Regions from separate parts of the Homo sapiens genome. Here region 1 is linked to region 2. A link is an interaction called in ENCODE POLR2A ChIA-PET data of the cell type or tissue named here. Cell type or tissue: PC-9. All regions are shown on one strand. Links, peaks and the distances in the headings refer to the core of each region. The heading gives the core; the rest is flanking DNA.

Evidence for each region. Peaks named below come from ENCODE experiments on the same cell type or tissue, not always from the same donor. Only the 100,000 strongest peaks of a DNase experiment are listed, where the experiment ranks them.
Region 1: POLR2A ChIA-PET joins it to region 2 with 6 read pairs; 6 of 35 experiments call an interaction of 5 or more read pairs at or near these places.

What each region holds. Positions count from the first base shown.
Region 1 is chr14:103,614,476-103,624,245 of GRCh38, forward strand. No RefSeq gene overlaps it. Among named protein-coding and RNA genes, the nearest start is that of KLC1, 9.8 kb to the right of the region's middle. In PC-9, for the core only: no CTCF peak of the experiment used is centred there; a DNase peak (open chromatin) is centred at 4,759; H3K27ac peaks cover 460 bases.
Region 2 is chr14:103,692,718-103,704,711 of GRCh38, forward strand. It overlaps KLC1 (kinesin light chain 1), which reads left to right. Exons shown (of 17, transcript NM_001394837.1): 16 at 7,938-8,010; 17 at 8,484-8,827. The coding sequence ends at 8,009. It overlaps XRCC3 (X-ray repair cross complementing 3), which reads right to left. Exons shown (of 10, transcript NM_005432.4): 7 at 10,456-10,610; 8 at 6,647-6,859; 9 at 6,416-6,462; 10 at 4,900-6,300. The coding sequence ends at 6,081. Among named protein-coding and RNA genes, the nearest start is that of XRCC3, 17 kb to the right of the region's middle. RefSeq lists an enhancer at 9,126-9,175. In PC-9, for the core only: no CTCF peak of the experiment used is centred there; a DNase peak (open chromatin) is centred at 6,352.

The sequences.
Region 1 (9,770 bases), core at 1,740-9,739, 78 kb before region 2:
CTATTTTATTTGTAATCCCAGCATGTTGGGAGGCCGAGGTGCGCAGATCATGAGATCAAGAGATCGAGACCATCCTGGCCAACATGGTGAAACCCCGTCTCTACTAAAAATACAAAAATCAGCTGGGCGTGGTGGTGCGTGCCTGTAGTCCCACATACTCGGGAGGCTGAGGCAGGAGAATTGCTTGAACCTGGAAGGCGGAGGTTACAGTGAGCCGAGATTGCGCCACTGCACTCCAGCCTGGGCAACAGAGCGAGACTCCGTCTCAAAAAAAAAAAAAAAAAAAAAATTAGCCAGGCGGCTGGGCACAGTGGCTCACTCCTGTAATCCCAGCACTTTGGGAGGCCAAGGCGGGCAGATCACTTGAGGTTAGGAGTTCAAGATCAGCCTGGGCAACATGGTGATACCCCGTCTCTGCTAAAAATAAAAAAATTACCTGGGCATGGTGGCACAGCACCTGTAATCCCAGCTACTTGGGAGGCTGAAGCAGGAGAATCACTTGAACCTGTGAGGCAGAGGTTGCAGTGAGCCAAGATCGTGCCACTGCACTCCAGCCTGGGTGACAGAGTGAGACTGTCTCAAAAAAAAAAAAAAAAAAATTAGCCAGGCATGGTGGCATGCACCTGTAGTCCCAGCTACTCAGGCGGCAGAGGCAGGAGGATTGCCTGAGCTCAGGAGATTGAGGCTGCAGTGAGCTATGATTGTGCCACTGCATTCCAGCCTGGGCAACAGAGCGAGACCCTGTTCAAAATAAATAAATAAATAACAATTTCATTATGCTCAGATTCTGTGGGTCAAAGATTTGGACAAGGCACATCAAGGATGGCTTGTCTGCTCCTCAATGTCTTAAAGACTGACACAGTGGCTAGGGTTTGGAGTGCTCCAAGGACATGTTCACTCACAGCTCAGCCGGTGATGCTGGCTGTCACGACTGGGCTTCTCTATGAGGTGTTGTCGTGTCCCCCACCCCAGCCCCCCAGTGGCTGTTTGGGCTTCCTCACAGCATGGCAGCTGAGATCCAAGTGTGAGCTTCCCAAGAGAGCCAGGTGGAGGCTGTATCACCTCTTTGTTTTTTTTGGAGACAGAGTCTTGCTCTGTCACCCAGGCTGGAGTGCAATGATGTGATCTCGGCTCACTGAAACCTCCGCCTCCTGGGTTCAAGTGATTCTCCTGCCTCAGCCTCCCGAGTAGCTGGGATTACAAGCATCTGCCACCACACCTGGCTAATTTTTGTATTTTTAGTAGAGTTGGGGTTTCACCATGTTGGCCAGACTGGTCTTTAAACTCCTGACCTCAGGTAATCCACCTGCCTCGTCTTCCCAAAGTGCTGGGATTACAGGCATGAGCCACCGCACCCGGCCTGTATCACCTTTTAAAACCTGGCTTACGAGATTGTGCCATTGTACTCCAGCCTGGGCAAAAAAGAGAAACTCCGTCTAAAACAAACAAACAAACAAACAAAACCTGGTTTAGGGCCGGGTGTTGTGGCTCACGCCTTTTATCCCAGCACTTTGGGAGGCCAAGGTGGGTAGATCACCTTAGGTCAGGAGTTCAAGACCAGGCTGGCCAACATGGCGAAATGGTGAAACCCCATCTCTACTAAAAATACAAACAAAAAAAAAAAATTAGCTGGGCTTGGTGGTGGGTGCCTATAATCCCACCACTTTGGGAGGCTCAGGAGGGTGGATCACCTGAGGTCAGGAGTTCGAGACCAGCTGGCCAACATGGCGAAATGGCAAAATCCTGTCCCTACTAAAAATACAAAAAAAAAAAAAAATGAGCTGGGAGTGGTGGCGCACACCTGTAATCCCAGCTACTTGGGAGGCTGAGGCAGGAGAATCACTTGAACCTGGGGGGTGGAGGTTGCAATGAGCCGAGATCATGCCATTGTACACCAGCCTGGGCAATGGAGTGAGACTCTGTTGCATAAATAAATAAATAAATAAACCTGGGCCTGGTGCGGTGGCTCATGCCTGTAATCCCAGCATTTTGGGAGGCCGAGGCAGGCAGATCACGAGGTCAGGAGTCCGAGACCAGCCTGGCCAACATGGTGAAACCCTGTCTCTACTAAGAATACAAAAAATTAGGCAGGCGTGGTGGTGGGTGCCTGTAATCCCAGCTACTCAGGAGGCTGAGGCAGGAAAATCGCTTGAACCCGGGAGGCGGAGGTTGCAGTGAGCCGAGATGGCGCCATTGCACTCCAGCCCGGGCAACAGGGCGAGACTCCATCTCAAAAAAAAAACAAAACAAAAAAACATAAACCTGGCTTAGTCCTAGAGTGTTACTTCCACTGTAGTCACAGGCCTGTCCAGACTCCAGGGGAAGGCATATTGATTCTACCTCATGTGGGAGAACGTCGAAGTCTTACTGTGAGAAGAACTGTGTAAGGGGAGATGGTGAGGCAGCCTGAAGGACGGCTGATTATTTTCTCCCAAGACGGCAGCTGCACGACACCTGCTGTACCCTTCCTGCTTGCCACCCCCATCTCCAGTCCCTCCACATTTTGGGCACATATTCCAATATTCTTTTTTGGTGGCAGAATCATTGGTTTACGGGGTGGCTTCTGAAGGGACTCTGCACCTTGTGGGCGGGGCTGTGGCCGAGCAGCCAGCCTTTCTTCCCTGCAGGAGCCTGGATACCTCCCGGCCCTCTCTAATCACCCAGACCCCTGGCCACTGAATCCAAGCAAAGCCCCCTCCCTGCCGGGACCCTGGGGCTGTTCTGCAGGGAAACGTGAGTCTCTCATGTTTCCCTGCATGTATGATCAGCGGCACTGACTCCTTTGTTCCAGCCCATCCTCTCAAGCATGTTGGTGTAGCAAATTACCTTCAACAAAACATAACGTAGCCTTCCTGAGTGGAATACGGGCGGCCTTTCCAGCCAGCTCCTGGGCACAGGGATCCTCTCCTGGAATGCACACGAGTGTGTGTGCAGGTGTCATCCAGCCCTCTTCACATTGCCCTGTGGGAACTGTGGGAACCGAGCTCAGGAACCAGCACCACAGTGCTGAGACTCAGGCCACTGTAGACCTGTGAGTAAAAATCTGTCCTGTCTCATATCCAGGCGTTGGTGTCCTTTGTCAGCATCCGTGAACCAGTGGCAGGCCACCTTGTTAGCTTGCAGCTAAGGTAAAATCTCAGAAATTTCAGGCCGGGCTCGGTGGCTCACGCCTGTAATCCCAGCACTTTGGGAGGACAAGGCGGGCAGATCACCTGAGGTCAGGAGTTCGAGACTAGCCTGGCCAACATGGTGAAGCCCTGTCTCCACTTTAAAAAACACAAAAATTAGCCAGGCATGGTGGCGGTTGCCTATAATTCCAGCCCCCGAGGCTGAGGCAGGAGAATCACTTGAACCCGGGAGGCGGAGGTTACAGTGAGCTGAGATCATGCCACTGCACTCCAGCTTGGGTGACAGAGCAAGACTCCGTCTCAAAAAAAAAAGCAAAAGAGTTGAACAAACATTTCACAAAGATAGATATATAAATGGCCAATAAGTACATGAAAAGATGTTCAGCATCTTACGAGGCAAATGCAAATTAAAACCACAAAGAGGCCGGGCACAGTGGCTCACGCCTGTAATCCCAGCACTTTGGGAGGCCAAGGCAGGTGGATCACGAGGTCAGGAGATCAAGACCATCCTGGCTAACATGGTGAAACCCTGTCTCTACTAAAAAATACAAAAAAAAAAATTAGCCGGGTGTGGTGGCGGGTGCCTGTAGTCCCAGCTACTCGGGAGGCTGAGGCAGGAGAATGGCGTGAACCCGGAAGGTGGAGTTGCAGTGAGCCCAGATTGAGCCACTGCACTCCAGCCTGGGCGACAGAGCAAGACTCCGTCTCAAAAAAAATAAATAAATAAAAATAAAAAATAAAAAAATAAAACCACAAAGAGGCCAGGCACGGTGGCTCAAGCCTGTAATCCCAGCACTTTGGGAAGCCGAGTCGGGACGATCACTTGAGTCCAGGAGTTCGAGATGAGCCTGACTATCATGGTGAATCCCCGTCTCTACTAAAAATACAAAAATTAGGGGCCGGGCGCGGTGGCTCACACCTGTAATCCCAACACTTTGGGAGGTCAAGGTGGGTGGATCACTTGAGGTCAAAAGTTGGAGATCATCCTGGCCAACATAGTGAAAGAAACCCCGTCTCTACTAAAAATACAAAAATTAGCCAGACGTGGTGGCAGGCCCCTGTAATCCCAGCTCCTAAGGAGGCTGAAGCAGGAGAATCGCTTGAACCTGGGAGGTGAAGGTTGCAGTGAGCTGAGATCGCACCATTGCACTCCATCCTGGGGGACAAGAGCGAAACTCCATCTCAAAAAAAAAAAAAAATTAGCCGGTCGTGGTGGCATGTACCTCTAATCCCAGCTACTTGGGAGGCTGAGGCAGGAGAATCGCTTGAACCTGGGAGGCGGAGGTTACAATGAGTCGAGATCGTGCCATTGCACTCCAGCCTGGGCAACAGAGCAAGACTCAGTCTCAAAAAAAAAAAAAAATTAGCCGGGCTTAGTGGTGTGCACCTGTAATCCCAGCTACTCAGGAGGCTGAGATGGAAGAATTGCTTGAACCCAGGAGGCAGAGGTTGCAATGAGCCAAGATAGTGCCACTGCACTTCAGCCTGGGTGACAGAGTGAGACTCTGTCTCAAAAGAAAAAAAAAAAACCACCCACAGAGAGAACTACACGTTCACCAGAATGACTCAGATTCAAAAGACTGATGCCACCAGACGCTGGGGAAGACGTGGAACAACTGGAATGCCCATAGCTCACTGATGGGAGGGATAGATGGGCAGTCACCTAGGAGAAAGGCCTGGAAGTTTCTTTCTTTCTTTCTTTCTTTCTTTTTTTTGAAAATAGAGTCTCTGTTGCCCAGGCTGGAGTGTGGTGGCATGATCTTGGCTCAGTGCAGTCTCCGCCTCCCAGGCTCAAGCGATCCCCCCACCTCAGCCTCCTGAGTAGCTGAGACTACAGGTGCATGCCATCACACTCAGCTCACTGTTATATTTTTAGTAGAGACGGGGATTTGCCATGTTGCCCAGGCTGGCCTCGAACTCCCGGGCTCAAGCAATCCTCCTGCCTCAGCCTCACAACATGCTGAGATTACAGGTGTGAGCCACTGTGCCCAACCAGAAGTTTCTTTTTTTTTTTTTCCTGAGATGGAGTCTTGCTCTGTTGCCCAGAGCTGGAGTGCAGTGGCGTGATCTCTGTTCACTGCAACCTCTGCCTCCCAGGCTCAAGCAATTCTGCCTCAGCCTCCTGAGTAGCTGGGATTACAGGCACGTGCCACCATGCTGGGCTAATTTTCTTTTTCTTTTCCTTTTTTTTTTTTGAGACGGAGTTTTGCTCTTGTTGCCCTGGCTGGAGTACAAAGGCACGATCTCGGCTCACTGCCATCTCCACCTCCTGGGTTCAAGTGATTCTCCTGCTTCAGCCTCCCGAGTAACTGGGATTACCGGTATGTGCCACCATGCCCAGCTAATTTTGTATTTTTAGTAGAGATGGGGTTTCTCCATATTGATTGGGCTGGTCTCTAACTCCTGACCTCAGATGATCTGCCTGCCTCGGCCTCCCAAAGTGCTGGGATTACAGGCGTGTACCACCGTGCCTGGCCTAATTTTTGTATTTTTAGTAGACACAGGGTTTCACCATGTTGGCAAGGCTGGTCTTGAACTCCTGATCTTGTGATCTGCCCACCTCAGCCCCGTAAAGTGCTGGGATTAACAGGCGTGAGCCACCGTGTCCAGCCCAGAAGTTTCTTATAGAACTAAACATATGCCTGGCCGGGCATGATGGCTCACACCTGTAATCCCAGCACTATGGGAGGCTGAGATGGGTGGATCACGAGGGCAGGAGATTGAGACTGTCCTGGCTAACACAGTGAAACCCCTGTCTCTACTAAAAATACAAAAAATTACCTGTGCGTGGTTGCACGCACCTGTAGTCCCAGCTACTCAGGAGTACTCAGGAGGCTGAGGCAGGAGAATCACTTGAACCTGGGAGGCGGAGGTTGCAGTGAGCTGAGATCACACCACTGCACTCCACCCCGGGCAACAGAGGGAGACTCCGTCTTAAAAAAAAACAACAAAAAACAAAAAAACAAAAAAAAACAAGCAAACAAACATATGCCTACCTGATGACCCAGCAATTTCATTCCTAGGTTTTGTTGCTGTTGTTGTTGTTTATCATCTGAAATACAGTCTTGCTCTGTTGCCCAGGCTGGAATGCAGTAATGCCATCTCGGCTCACTGCAACCTCCACCTTTTGGGTTCAAACGATTCTCATACCTCAGCCCCTTGAGTAGCTGGGGTTACAGGCATGTGCCACCACGTCCAGCTAATTTTTTTTGTAGTTTTAGTAGGGACAGGGTTTTGACATGTTGTCCAGGCTAGTCTCAAATGATCTGCCCTCCTTGGCCTCCCAGAATGCTGGGACTACAGGCATGAGGCACTGTACGTGGCCTTCCTAGGTATTTACCTAAGAGAAATGAAAATACATGTTCACCAACAGGCTTGTATAAGAAAGCTGAGATTACCTTTACTCGTATCAACCAAAATGGAAGCATCCCAGCTTCTATCAGCAGGAGAATGGCAAACAAATGTGGGACAATGTGGATGAATGTCAAAAACAGGAGGTGAGTGAAAGACGCTAGACACAGAAGTAGATGCTATGTGACTTCATGTAAAATGCTAGAACAGGCAAAATAGGTCTACATTTAAAAAATAAAAACTGGGGTGGGGCGCGATGGCTCATGCCTGTAATCCCAGCACTTTGGGAGGTGAGCAGATCACCTGAGATCAGGAGTTCGAGATCAGCCTGGCCAAAATGGTGAAACCCCATCTCTACTAAAATTAGTAGGGCGTGGTAGTGCGTGCCTGTAATCCCAGCTACTTGGGAGGCTAAGGCAGGAGAACTGCTTGAACCCGGGAGGCGGAGGTTGCAGTGGACTGAGATTGCGCCATCGTACTCTAGCCTGGGTGACAGAGTGAGACTCCATCTAAAAAAACAAAAAACCAAAAAAAAAAAGAAAAAACAGCCCAGGCATGGTAGCTCACGCCTGTAATCCCAGCACTTTGGGAGGCTGAGGCAGGAGGATTGCTTGAGGCCAGGAGTTCAAGACCAGCCTGGGCAACATAGTGAGACCTCCTCGCTACAAAATAAATAAAAAATAAATAAACTGCCGGGCGTGGTGGCTCATGCCTGTAATCCTAGCACTTTGGGAGGCTGACGTGGGCGGATCACTTGAGGTCAGGAGTTCAAAACCAGCCTGGCCAACATGGTGAAACCTCATCTCTACTAAAAATACAAAAAAATAAGTCAGGCGTGGTGGTGGGCGCCTATAATCCCAGCTACTTGGGAGGCTGAGGCAGGAGAATTGCTTGAACCTGGGAGGTGGAGGTTGCAGTGAGCCGAGATTGTGCCACTGCACTCCAGCCTGGGCAACAAAGTGAGAGTCTATCTCAAAAACAAACAAACAAACAAACAAACAAACCCAAGAGTGGTTGCCTGGGGTCAGATGGGAAGGGGCATGAGGCAACCCTGCAATGTGATGGAAACGTTCCATTTCCTGGTAGGGACTTCAGTTACACAGGTGAAAGGTTTCTCACAACTCATCATATCATTATACTTACATGTGTCAAAACCCATAGAATATCCAGTACTGTGTACAATACAGACAGTGAGCCCTTATGTAAACTCTAGACTTAGTTAATATATGAATATCGGTCCATTGGTTGTAACGAATGTACCACACTAGTGCAGGATGTTAGTGGTAGGGGAACTGGGTACCGGACATACATGGCAGTTCTTTGTACTTTTCGCTCAAATTTTCTGTGAGCCTAAAACTGCTTTAACGAAACACAATTAAAAATGAAACAAAACCGGCCGGGCACGGTGGCTCATGCCTGTAATCTCAGCACTTTGGGAGGCCGAGGCAGGTGGATCATTTGAGGACAGAAGTTTGAGACCAGCCTGGCCAACATGGTGAAACCCTAAAAATACAAAAATTAGCTGGGCGGTAGTGGCGTGTGCCTGTAATCCCAGTTACTTGGAAGGCTGAGACATGAGAATTGCTTGAGCCTGGGAGGTGGAGGTTGCAGTGAGCTGAGATTGCACCACTGCACTCCAGTCTGGGCAGCCGAGTGAGACCCTGTCTCAAAACAAAACAAAACAAAACCACTGTTTAGTCTCTGAAATAAAGGTCAATATCATATAAAGCAAAACTCTTCAAATGCTGTCCTTAAGATTTATGCATTTTACCACGTGTAAATGTTTCCTAAAACAAACAAGCAAAGAATATCGGATTCCATTAATGCTATGAATGCTGAAGCGTCTAGAGGTGGTGTGTACTGATCTTTGCAATTTACTTTGAAATGCATTAAAAATGTATTGATAGATAGAAGAATGGGGAGAAGAGATGTGATAAAGGAAATAAGGCCATATATATATATATATATATATATATTTTTTTTTTTTTTTTTTTTTTTTTTTTTTTTTTTGTAGACGGGGTCTTGTTCTGTTGCCCAGGCTGGAGTGCAGTGGTGTGATCTCGGCTCCCTGCAACCTCTGTCTCCCAGGTTCAAGCAATTCTCCTGCCTCAGCCTCCCAAGTAGCTGGGACTACAGGTGCGCCATCACACCCAGCGAATTATTTGTACTTTTAGTAGAGATGGGGTTTCGCCATGTTGGCCAGGCTGGTCTTGAACTCCTGGCCTCAAGTGATCCACCTGCCTCGGCCTCCCAAACTGCTGGGATTACAGGCACAAGCCACTGCGCCCAGCCCAGGCAAAATGTTAATGGTAGAATCCTGGTGGTGGGTATGTGAACGTTCACTGGACAGTTTGTTATTTTTTTTTGAGACACACGGTCGTGCTCTGTGGTCCAGGCAAGAGTGCAGTGGCATGATCATAGTTCACTGTAACCTTGAACTTCTGGGCTCAAGGGAGCCTCCCATCTCAGCTTCCAGAGTAGCTGAGACTACAGGCGTACACCACCAGGCGTGGTTAATTTTTTTCTTTAAATTTTGTGTACAGTTGGTGTCTCACTATGTTGCCCAGGTTGGTCTTGAACTCCTGGCCTCAAGCAATCCTCTTCCCTTGGCCTCCCAAAGTACTGGGATTACAGGTGTAAGCCAATGCACCCAGCCTTCACTGTACAGGTTTTTCAACTCTTCTGTAAATGTATTTTCATAATAAAATGTTGGGAGAAAATCTCCAATATGGAATCTGTTTTCCATGGCAAATCCCTAATCGCAGGTACCACAGCCCCACTGTTTCCCTCTATCAGTGTTCTTCAAACCATTTTGAAATTATCTGGAGGACATAGGTGTCTTCCCTTCTCCCAGTTTCTGGCATAACCTTTTGGATAACTATATAAAACACGTCCAGTCTCCATGCCACATACTGTGGGAAGTCCAGCACTTTCCTCAAGATATCTCATGATTCCTTGAGAGGAAGTGAAGTGGGGTAAATATTATCCTGGTCACTTGGAGTGCTGTCGCCCTGGCACCTGGCTCAAGTCCAGAGACACAGGTCGGGCTCAGTCGGCATAGGACGAACTCAGTGTACCCAGCCAGGCTGAGCTTGGTCGGTGATGTCTTCCTCCCTGCTGCCATTTGAGCCTCAGTCCTCATCTGCAGAAATTCTGGTCCCAGGGGACCGCCCAGACGGCTTCCCTCGCTGCCTGGCGCCTCCAGCTGTCTTAAAGCTTCGGCCGGCACTGGCGCAGCCTCCCTCCAGCTGTACCAGGAAACAGGACACAAATGCTGAGGGTCTGGGTCAC
Region 2 (11,994 bases), core at 1,979-9,978:
TGTCAAAGCTCGACCAATTACTAGTTTGTATGATTGTTTGATTTTAGCCTCTACTAAGTTTATAACTATTAATAATTAATTGTCTACTTAAGCTGTTGTTCAGTGTTCAGAAGTATTCAAAACTCTGTTAACATGATGACTAGCGTGCTGTCAGTTTGACACTAAAACCTGAAGCACTCGGTGCAGTTGCTCGGGCCTCACACAGACACATCAGGTTTACATCTGAAAGTACTGCCTCCCTTCCCCATCACGGAGGCCGTTTGAGTTTTCATCCACTCCGCCCTTTGGTGTGGCTGTCAGTGGGTGGCCGGGTGCCTGTGGCTGCTCTAGAACCTGTTTCTCAGGTGCCTGGGGCCCACCCGGCAGCTCGAGCTGTTGGGACTTGGCAGTCCCTGCCCCTGTGCTGGTGCTGAGAGTTCGCGACAGTGGCCAGGCACTGCCCTCCCAGTTGTCCAGATCCACTAATCCTCACAGACAGGCCAGTGCCCCGACCTGTCCCCCAACACTCTTGGGAGGCAGCCATCTCGGGAAAGCTTTTCCCCAGCCCCCTTCTCGGTGGCTGTTAAAGAGGCTTGTAGGGTGCTGGACATGTTGCTTGAAGCACCCCTAATGACAAGAGGAAAGAAAGTCTCTTCATTTTACAGGGTCCTGTAGCTGACCCAGTGTTTGCCCTCCAGTTTCTTGGAGTTTCTACATGCACATTGACCCCTGGGCCTCTCGAGTGCCAACCTAGATTTAGCTGTGCAGCTGGTACTGTTAGGCCTGAGGCCATTTGAAGCTGGCATCATTTGAAGTCCTGGTTAAGTGTAATTTTTCTATTTGTTTTTTCATGCAGGAACGAAATAATTGTCTGGCCGACTCGCGAGCTCTGAGTGCCAGCCACACTGACCTGGCCCACTGAGAGCCAGCAGGGCTAGGTAACCTGTCTTGGGAGTGTGAGACCGCCCCGCCCTGCCACGCCCCTCACCGCCCTGCCCGGAGGCGCCAGCCGCACTCCTTGGCTTCCTTTCCTAGATAGTGACGTCCACCAACCTTGGAGGTGCCTTTTCAAAACACCCGGGAGGCCGTGCCTCAGCATTCTGTTACTCGGCCTGCAGCCCCAGTGCCAGGAGCCACCCCGACCGCGACCCGGCCAGGCTGGCTCAGGGAGGCCGAGGTGGCGCTGAGGTGGCTTCAGCACGCTGGGGATTGGCTCCTGCTCACGGATGCTGTTGCATTTCCTGCCTGCCACCTTTTTGCCATGACACCAGACTCTCTTTTAAATTGTAATATTGTAATAAGGCTGTAAATTAAGAATCTGGAAACATAAAGTACCCCTTTCAGAACGATAGGCATTTAGTGATCTATGGCAGTAAAGCCTGAAGCTTAGCGGACACTGGTCAGTGGGAAGTGAATTCCTTCCCAGCTGGAGCATCTTCCGGGTCTCTCTTTCCAAGGTCCCCATGCCTGTGGCCCTGGGGCCCCATGCCCCCTTTTGAGCTGTGTTCTCCCGGACGCCCCTGCACACGAAGCCCATAGAGACGTGTGTTTCACTTTTTTTTTTTTTTTTTTTGAGACGGAGTCTAACTCTGTTGCCCAGGCTGGAGCGCAGTGGCCCAATCTCGGCCCACTGCAAGCTCCACCTCCTGGGTTCACGCCATTCTCCTGCCTCAGCCTCCCGAGTAGCTGGGACTACAGGCACCCGCCAGGCGGATCACAAGGTCAGGAGATCGAGACCATCCTGGCTAACATGGCGTTTCACTTTTTAAAAGCTTAAGCTTTATGGAATGAGGGAGCACGGTGGACTCTGACAGGAACCTTTTCAAATCAATGCTGAGGCTGTATTTCTTAGCCGTCCACAAACTAGTCCATAGGTAAAGAGCATACAAAACAGACGCCGAGGTGATCAGTGATTCCAAAGGCTGACGCTCAGCAGCGCCACCTCCATGCCAGCCAACTAGGCTACGGGATGGAGGGGCGGTCTGTGAAACACCAGCCATCCCGTGAAAGCTCAGCTTGCCACTGTCATGTAACAGGGTGGGTGGTGGCACAGCAGAGGCTCACACTTGTCACCTTCAGCCTCTAGAAGCTCCCCGTGGGGCACGAAGGCTGGGGACAGAGTGTCCTGAGGTTTTGTTACAAGGCTAGACTTTAAAATACCTTTCAAAGTTTCATCCCGCCTCATGTCGCAGGACTGCTGTGTTTGTGAAAGCGCGTTTGTTTCCACAAGACAAGCTCCGTGTAGTCGCCAGCGGGTGCCTGGCCCAGGAGCTGCCCTGTGGAGCCAGCGTTGTCCCCGAGCTGCTCGCCTGTGGCCGTGGCTCCTTTTCTGAGGCTCCTGACTCCATTCTTGCAGATTCTGGTGGATCAGGAGCTTACATTCTAAATGCTACATAGAGGTGTTGAAGAAAATTTCATAGGTTCTGTAATAGTGGATGGGATTAAAAGAAAAAATGTTAAATTATATATATATATATGGCTGGGTGCGGTGGTTCATGCCAGTAATCCTATAATCTTAGCACTTTGGGAGGCTGAGGCGGGAGGATCACTTGAGCCCAGTTCAAGAACAGCTTGGGCAACACAGCGAGTCCCTGTGTCTAGCAAAAAAAACCATGTGTATATATATATATATGTGTGTGTGTGTATATATATATATATATATATACATACATATATATACATATATAATTTGATGGGTTGTGAGAAGCCAACCCCCCCCAAAAAAAGGGGGGTGTAGAGCAGCTTCCCCTGACAGGTGCCGTGGCTGCCCCCGTAGTGGGCTATGTCTGTGCACAGGCGACAGGGAGGAGGGCTCCGGAGCTTCCCTTGTGGTGGGGGTGCCTTCTCCCTGTGAGGATGCTGAGCAGAGTTTGGAACCCAGACAGTTTCCCTTAGTGACAGTTATCTGGAAAGGAAAAAGGGCATTTAGAAGGAATAAACATAGGGCTGAATATGGAGTTGAATTTTAACCTCTTCAGACTGATGGGTGCAGACGAGGTTGTGTGGGGCCTCTGTGGAGCCTGCTGTGGCTTCCAGCCATGGGACTTTAGGGCCGAGGTGGCCTCTGCAGCACTGTGGCTGTGGGAGCACTGTGTGTTGGGGTAAGAGAAGCCAGGGGGCCTCCCTGAAGCCAGCTCATAAAGGAAGGTTCGTGTTTCAGAGGGAGGCGGCAAGGGAATCTGAGTACCTGAGTCCCCGATGTTTGAACCCTTCCACCCAATAGAAGTGCGGTGATTTCAGCCATTTCCCATCTGGCGGTCTGAATTTTTCCCTTCAGAGGAGAGAAGTGGTGGGCCCAGGCATCCCTCCTCCTGTGTGTGGTCGTTCTGGTGAGAGGAACCCCACGCGAGAGTCAGCACCTGTTTCTTCAGAGTTGCTGTCAAAATAATCACTGCGCCCCCGCCCCCCGCCCCCCCCCACAGCAGCCGTGTGTGCAGCGCCCGTCCCCAGCAACCATGGCATGGGAGCGTCTGGATCTGTGGGCGGACAGCATATCTCTGGGTAGTTGGTGCAGCTGTGGCAGAAATCAGGCCCCTGGGGAAGTCCTGTGACATGGATGCTTCCCTGAAGCAGCAGCAGTGTGTGGCTCAGGGGTCCTCAGAGGCCGGTGGTGCCCGCGGGTGGCACGGGGCACTCTCATGGGCAGCACTTGGTCTTGTGTTTACAGTATTGGAGGGATTCACATCGTTGTTTTCTGGATTAAGCTGCTAGGAGTATCATGTACTTAGAAATTCAGTGTTTATAGTAAGATGTATTAAACATTGCTAATGATGTATCGTTACAATGTATAACAGGTTTTCCATTGTCATAACTGTATGGAATTTTCTTGGAGGATGTCATTAGCTTCTGTTTGCACTGACTTGTGAGCTGTGTGTACGCTGTGGTCAGATTTCTGAATGCTGTAGAGCACTTACCAGCTCTGACCGTGTCTTGCTGGGGCCAGCAGGCTGCGTGTGCAGCGGGGCCAGCTGTCTCAGGGCTGATATGTAGACGTGTATTCTGTTTACAATTAGTTCCCCAACTCTGTGGGGAAGAACTTAAGCGGTTTTAGTGTTTTATAATATGGTGAGGCAATGAGGGTCAGGGCGCGTGGTCCCTGAGGGAGGGTCTTCAGGGCAAGACCCATGGCCCTGGCCTGGAACTGTGCTCCCCAGGGCGTGGTGCCTCCCTAAGGGGATGGTCAGTGTTCTGGGACTGACTGCCAGGCCAGCCCGTCTGCAGACTCCTGTGGTGGGAGTTCCCTGGGACGGGAAGCCCCTCGGCCCCTTCCCTCCAGGGGCAGGAACTGAGCCAGCATGGGCGGGGCCGGCCGAGCTTCCAGGCGTGTTTTCTCTGTTAAATGTACCTCTGTCTTTAAGCTGTCTCATTTTCTAATCGCTGGCATGTCTTGCCTAGAAAAGCATTTGGAATTGCTTATGTTCAATTACAGAAATAAAATGTCTTACTTGCCATTGTAGAATTCCTGCACTTTTGCAGAAAGGCTGTTTTGTAAAAATCCAACCCCAAAATAACTTTTTCCCATGTTCATGCCAGTGATTCTTAACTTTAGGGTCATAGAGAGCCTTGATAACATGATGAAGGTTTAAACGGATTGTCCCACCCTGGAAAACGGCAAACAGAAAAATTCTGCACAGTATGGCCCCAGCCCTTACCTTTCCCCCAACCAGTGCCAGCCCCCCTTCCTCCCACTGTAGGAGCACCCACAGGCTCACCCTGGGCACATAAGGTGGGGGGTGACAATTTCTGCCTCTGGGTTGTGGGAGGAGTCAAGCTACTTAACGGTTCTGGGCCTGAATTTCCCTACCTGCAAGTGGAGATGTAACAGTACCTATCCCTAGGAGTTGTGAGGAGAACATACTTCAATGTGTATAAATTACTCAGAGCAGTGCCTGGCAGACAGCAAGAAGCAGGTCCTGGAACTGCATCCATTGAACATTTATTTGTCAAAGGCCTGGTCTGTGCCAGGCAGCATGTGGAGGCACTGAGTGGGGGGTGGAGGGGGTTGTACGGTGGGAATCAAGGGGGTCACCACTGTGCCCATGGGGAGGCCACGCCACTCTGCCTGCTGGGTGGATATTTCAGCCTGTGCAGCCAGATGTGTTCCCAGGAGGCTCTGCTTTCCAGCCAGATGTAAGGCCTGGCCACAGTGTGGGACTGGGTCTGCACAGTGTGGGACTGCAGGACAGGGTCCTGCAGGTGGCCCTGCCAGGAGTCCTGCCATATCCCTACCAGAATACCACCCAGCCAGGCCAGGGCTGAGCTGGACGCCCAGACCCCCAGGGCCAGGATACACCGGGACCCTCCTTCCTCTCAACCTCGGATCCTCTTTGCCCAGAACTGTGTTCCCAGGTGGCTGACGAGCCTGTCACGTGCCAGCCCTGCGCTGCCTGCGCTCCTCTGACCGGCTGTGGTGCTGGCACAGGCCACACTACTAGAGACAAGGCAGTCCCCCCACCCCCAGGCTCTCCTGGACCCTGACACTGGAGGTTGGTGGGATATGCTTTCTCCACCTTGTACCACACTGAAGTTTTGTGGGGCACAGTGTGTGCCGAGGTGGGGCCCCCGGGAGCCAAGGACCCAGAGGTGGGTGAGGAGGAGCCGCCTGCCTGCAGCCCCACTGTGGCCTGAGTGGTGGGGGAGTAAGGACTGCCCTGTGTGCAGGAGGGGAGACCCTCGTGGGCACGGTCCCAAGGCTGAGGGGGTCTGAGGCCCCAGCCCAGGGGGCAGGCCTCAGACGCAACCCCAGTTGGGCTTCCATGTGGAGAGAAGAAGCAGGCGGCTCCCAGGGAGTCACTGTAGGACACCCCAGGCTCCAGCCCTGAGAATCACCTCTCCCCAAGGGCCAGCTCAGCAGTGGGGACCAGGTACCCAGCAAGCGGGCCTGTCCCCAGACCCAGGGAGAGGCAGAACATCCCCCCAGCTCAGATGGGGGTCAGTCTGTGGCCACCATCTTCGGATGAGAAAGTGGAGCCGCTGCCCTGGAAGAGCTGTGTCTGAACCAGGCTCCCAGCTGTGCCACGGCCCAGGCAGACGCGTTTTAAAGGCCCGAGCCCCGTGTGTCGGGGCTTCTCAGGCAGGGCTGTTGTGCAGCCGCCACCGTGTCAGTGGGACTGGGTCCCAGGTGTCCCTCGCACCCCTTCGGCACTGATCGTGTAGGAACAGGAGGAGGGGGGCAGGTGGGGGGCAGAGAGCACCCGCAGGGTCCGGGCTGGGCAGCCGAGGGCAGCCTCTTCCTCGCGGAGCCGGTCAGCCAGCAGTCTCACCAGGAGCTGGTTAGCCCAGGTTATGCCAAGGGCTGGGGAAACACGTTCGTCCCAGAACCTGAGAAACAGGAAGCAGGCAAGCTGGCGCTCAGGCTTGGTGGCCCCGCCCACTTCGGCCCAGCTGTGCCCCTGGCACCTGCACAGAGGTGCACACACCACATGGCTGCACTCACCCCAGCGGCCCGTGTGCTGCGCCCTGCTCCTCCATGGCCTCTGTCACCTGGAAGAGCACAGTCCAGGTCAGCTGCAACGGCTGAGGGTCTTCTCGATGGTTAGGCACAGGCTGCTACCCGCAGGAGCCGGAGGCCACCTCACTGCCACCCGCCCCACCTCCAGACCGGCTCTGCTTCCGCATCCTGGCTAAAAATACGAGCTCAGGGGTGCAACCCTGCCTTGGTGCTCACCTGGTTGATGCACAGCACAGGGCTCTGGAAGGCACTGCTCAGCTCACGCAGCGTGGCCCCCAGGGACTGCAGATGCCTGGCCCTGGGGGCGGAGGCCTGGCTGTCAAATTCACAGCGGAATGGGGCTGCCACCGAGTCGATGACCACCAGGCGAGCCATGCCCCGAGACAGCAGTACGGGGACCTTCTTATTCACACACTCCAACAAGGTGTCCTGTGGGGACAGCTGTCATTGTCTATGCTGGTCAGCAAGTCCCCGCCCCAGGTGACCAGACCCCGTTTGGACTGTCACTCGACCGTCTGAAAACCTTCCTACCCACCTGGGGCTCACAGTGCCCATACTCTGTAGTCCCCATACTCTGAGCCCAATTCTGTATTTTTCTCAAAGAGGCCCCAACTATAGAAGCTTCAGGCTCACACAACTGGTTCCCTTGGCCCCATGTCCTTCCTCTGGCCCCCCCAGGCAGTCACCCCTTGGCTGTGCCAACACCGTCCTCTGTAGAGGTGTCCTTTGCGCAGGCTCCTGAGTCCTTGCGGGGGTCTGCTCTCCTTCTGCCATGGTTTCACCCTCTCCCCCTCACAGGTCAGCAGCAACCAGCCCCCTCCTTCAGTGGCCCCGCACCAGGTACTCAGACCACCCAAACCTGGCCACAGTGCCACCAAAGCCAGCCCGTGGTGGCCATGACCTCTTCAGACGCTCAGCAAGGCAGGGGCCTGATGCCCTTCAGGCGTTACTCAGGCGAGTCAGGCCTGGCCTGCCTCTGCCAAGGCGTGGGGCACTCTGGGAGACCACCTGGGGGTCAGGATGGGGCTGTAGGTTGAGACACCCTCAAGGCCAGTGCCTCCCGTGCATCCAGGCCTTAGCCCTGTGCTCTGAGCTGGCCTGGCCTGGCCAAGGGGTGGAAACAGCCCTGTGCCCACCAGCTCCCAGGAGAGCTTCCAGGGGAGGACCCCCCCAGTGAAGGCAGGTGTCCTCGGCCTCCCTCTGGGTGCTGCCGTGGCCTGTGGGTGCCAGAGCCATTGGCATGGCTGGCCTGGCCTCTGACCGCACAGCTTGGTGAGCCATGGTGATGGGGGAGGGTGACACAGCTGCTCCTGGCACCAAGCAGTGTAGTTCAGGCCCCACGGGCCTTGCCAGCAGCTCTGGCCAGATGGAGGCTGCTAAGGGGCCCCTAGGCTGTCCCTCAAGTCCAAGGTCTGCAGCCACACGCTGGTGTCACGCCCGGAGCTCTGAAGACGCCTGAGGGCCGCCTGCACGCCCTGAGTGAAACTCGTCTGTGCTTCATCTCCAGGGCGTCTCTGGCCGAGCCTCTTTTTGTGGAAAACGACAGCAGCAGCAGTGGCCTGGAAGACGCCACCGCTAACGTGAGTCCCACGGCCTGCAGCCCCAGGAAGCAGGCAGCTGGGCCAGGGAGGGACTTTGCACATGCAGGGACTGGGGGGAGCTGGGGATGGGCAAGTGGTGACTGCTGCTAGCTGCCAGGCTGGGCCTCCAAGAGGGGCTTGGCTCAGGGTCCCCATCCTCATGCAAGCCCAAGGGCCACAGAGTGGGGGGGTGGGAATGGCACCAGGCTCTGCTTATGCAAGAGAAGGCTCTGTGTCCACACCCCTGGCTTCCCCCGTGCCAGACGCAGGCCTTTGGTGCTCCAGGGAGCAGAGACCAAAGACGCACCAGTCCCCCATGACCCCTCGGCCCCAGGGAGGCTCACAACCAGCAACACCCTCTTCTCTAGGCAGACTTGGGGTGGGGGTTCCCCAGAGAGCTGTTTCCAGAACAGAACTTAGTAACACTGTCAGGTTTTGGCGGCCCAGCCCTGACCTTCTATCTTCTCTTGCAGTGACCCCGACCTGGCCCCGCTCCAGGATGGGACTGCCGAGTGTGGCCCGGAGCTGGCCCGGGACAGCCAGGGCGGCAGGGAGGGCCCCTGGCCGGGAGCCGCAGCGCTCACTCATTTCTCCTGCGTCTGTGTGCATAGGACATGATACTAATAACCACACGGCTGGCGTGACCTTGGGGCTGGGGCTGGGCCTAAGCTGGTGCCCTGGTGCGGCGTGGTCTCTCCCAGGAGACCTGGGGCATGAGCTGGGCCCACGGCTCCCTTCCCATGTGTAACTTCCTCACGTTGTGTGCGATAACGTATTTTATTGTACATTTTTTTAAATTAAAAGTTTATATGCCTTATGCTTTACTTGAAAGTTTTTATAAGACCTCTTAGAAGTGGGGGAAGGCTGGCGGGCGCGGTGGCTCACGCCTGTAATCCCAGCACTTTGGGAGGCCGAGGTGGGCGGATCACCAGGTCAGGAGATCGAGACCATCCTGGCTAACATGGTGAAACCCCGTCTCTATTAAAGATACAAAGAATTAGCTGGGCGTGTTGGTGGGCGCCTGTAGTCCCACCTACTCTGGAGGCTAAGGCAAGAGAATGGCGTGAACCCGGGAGGTGGAGCTTGCAGTGAGCTGAGATTGCACCACTGTACTCCAGCCTGGGCGACAGAGCGAGACTGTCTTAAAAAAAAAAAAGAGAAGTGGGGGAAGGCCCACCCAGGAGCTGCTCTGCCAGGCCACAGCCATGTCTAGGGTGGGCTGGACATGGCAGCCGCTCCCCCTGCACAGGGTGGAATTTCCTTACTTGCCTTTGGTCAGGGGTTTACTCCCAAACGTCCCATCTTTTCTTCTGCGTCTTTTCTACTTCATCACTTCTCCCTCCCAGGATGATGTCTATAAACTAAGCACTGACAGCTCACAGCACTGCTGCCCCAGCTGCAGGGATGGGTCCCAGCCTCTCTTGCCTGCTTCTTGGCTACAGGACGGACTCCACTGGCCCCCGGTGAGTGGCCCCTGCTCTCTGCAAGGCCCTGCCATAGGTCCCTCCTCCAAGCCCAGCCAGTGTCTGCAGGGAAGCCAGCAGCCAGGCAGTGGTCAAGGATCTGAGGTCACCTGTCTGAGCTGGGTGCCCAGCAGGCCTTGGCCAGGTGGAGCCCCTGTGCCCCTAGTGAGGGCCGTCTTCCCCTCAGGGGCAAGGGGAAACCAACACAGCTATCTCACCAGGGCAGCAGCCTGGAGAGCAGGTCGCATCCTTCTCAGGGCGGTGGTCTCCTGGGGCAGCTGGTCAGGGGCCCACAGCCCAGAGGAGGTCCTTGCCACCCGCCTGGGGCTTCTCTTCCCCACTCCGTCTTCATGGGCAAGGTTGACAGATGGTGTACAGGCGCCCAGTTACATCTGAGTTTCAGATCATGAAGAAAGTTGATCTGAATATGGGCATCCTCATTCTAGAACACGCTTCAAAGCTGCCTGAGATTCAGATGTAACTGGGTGTCGCAGCCTGCCGCCCTGCCTGCCTGGCCCACAGCCACTCCTGGCCAGGATTCTGTTTGGCCAAACTGCCGTCAGGCTCCTGAGCCTCCTCCTAGGCCCATCTGTGCACGTCCTCATGAAATCCAGTTTTGGCAATCCCTGCTGAGATTGTAGCAGGACCCCTGCTCTCCGTATCCAGTCGCCCTCAGTAGCTGACTGGTCCATCCTCCACAGTCCCCAGAGGCCGTCTGATCCCCAAGGCACACCTTCAGCAAGGGTCCTGGCAGGATGCTTTAGCCAGAATTCCCTCCCCTGCCAGTTCCTCTCAGTCACTCTCCATCCTCTGACCCCACCTGCTCCTCGGGCGTAAACCCCCATGACCCATGCTGTGTTCAGAGCTGAGCCCCAACTCTCCCTGCCCTGCTGTGAGACCCCATTGCCGTGGTGGCTACACCTGCCCCAATGGTCCTGAATAGCTTGCCTTGGGGGTGTCATGGGGCTTCTCCCACACTCACCACATCGGCCACGTGCTCGATGAAGATCTGGCTGCCAAATCGGAGCTTCTGAAGCAGCTCTCCTGGAACGTCAGTGCGCAGCCGCGGCTGCTGGGCCATGAGCTGCTGCAGGCGCTTGTGCGGGAAGGCGTCTTCCGTGCAGATGTAGACGGCTCCTGGGAAGCAAGAGTGCCTGATGTGCCCAGGGGACTCCAGACGGGCCTGTGACTGCCACACAAATCAAGTGCAGATGTCTCCCGCCATTTCTAACTCTCTGCCCCTCACAGGTTCTTTGCCCCTCGCCTGGGGAGGGAGGAGGCTGGTGCTTTTTCTCACCCTCCCACTGGCAGCCACCTCCGGGGCCAGGTGACCCCTCAGGAGGAATATGGGCTGGGTCTCCACTTCTGACACCCAGGCAAGGACTTCCCCTGTCCTGGGCCCTGGGCTGGAATGGCCACAGATGGGAGGCCTCTCCTGCTCCACCCTGCCCCTCCTTCCCCCTGTGAACCTCCGTTCCCCACTGCAGGGCAGGGAGCAAGTGGCAGCATCAGGGCAACGCCTTCTGGAAATGGCCCCTGAGCCCCGACACATGGCCACCCTCAAGGCCCCCACTGAGCAAGCGTTTCCTCTCTTCAAAGCTCCTGCAATCTGGGCTCCATGGTGAAATTCAAAAAGCCAGCTTGAAAAGACACGTGTTGGTGAGGATGTGTAGGAGGCAGACCCCTGACCCCTGTGCACTGCCGCTAGGAATGTAAAATGGTGCAGCTCGGAAAACAATCGGTACTTCCTTAAAAAGTTAAACAAATCACATGACTCAGCAGCCCCACTCCTAGGTAGATACCCAAGAGAAAGAACGTCCACCGTAGCACGTTTCATGACAGCCCGGGGGGAGACGGCCCAAAGGCCATCAACTGAGGAGTGGACGAATGAAGTGCGGCCCATCCTTACAGTGGGATGATCGAATCTTAAAAGGGAAGGCAGTTCTGACACCTGCTCCAGCACGGATGAACCTCGAAAACACAATGCCAATGCAGGAAGCCTGTCACGAGACCACGTGCTGTCCGGCTGCACTTGCATGGAGCTCCCAGGACAGGAAGAGTCACAGGTAGGGAAAGGGGAGGCAGGCTGCTGGGGGTGGGGGCTGACTGCTCATGGGTAGGGTTTCCTTTTGGGGTGAGGGAACTGTTCTGGAATTGGATAGTGGTGACGGGCACAGAACTTTGTGCTTCTATTAAAAGCCACTGAATTTATTTATTTTATTTTAATTTTTGAGAGACAAGAGACTCACTCTGTCGCCCAGGCTGGAGTGCAGTGGTGCGATCTCGGCTCACTGCAACCTCTGCCTCCCGGGTTCAAGTGATTCTCCTGCCTCAGCCTTCTGAGTAGCTGGGATTACAAGGCGTGCGCTACCACGCCCAGCTAATTTTTGTATTTTTAGTAGAGACTGGGTTTCACCATGTTGGTCAGGCTGCTCTCGAACTCCTGACTTCATGATCCGCCTGCCTCAGCCTCGGCCTCCCAAAGTGCTGGGATTACAGGCATGAGGTACTGCGCCTATCA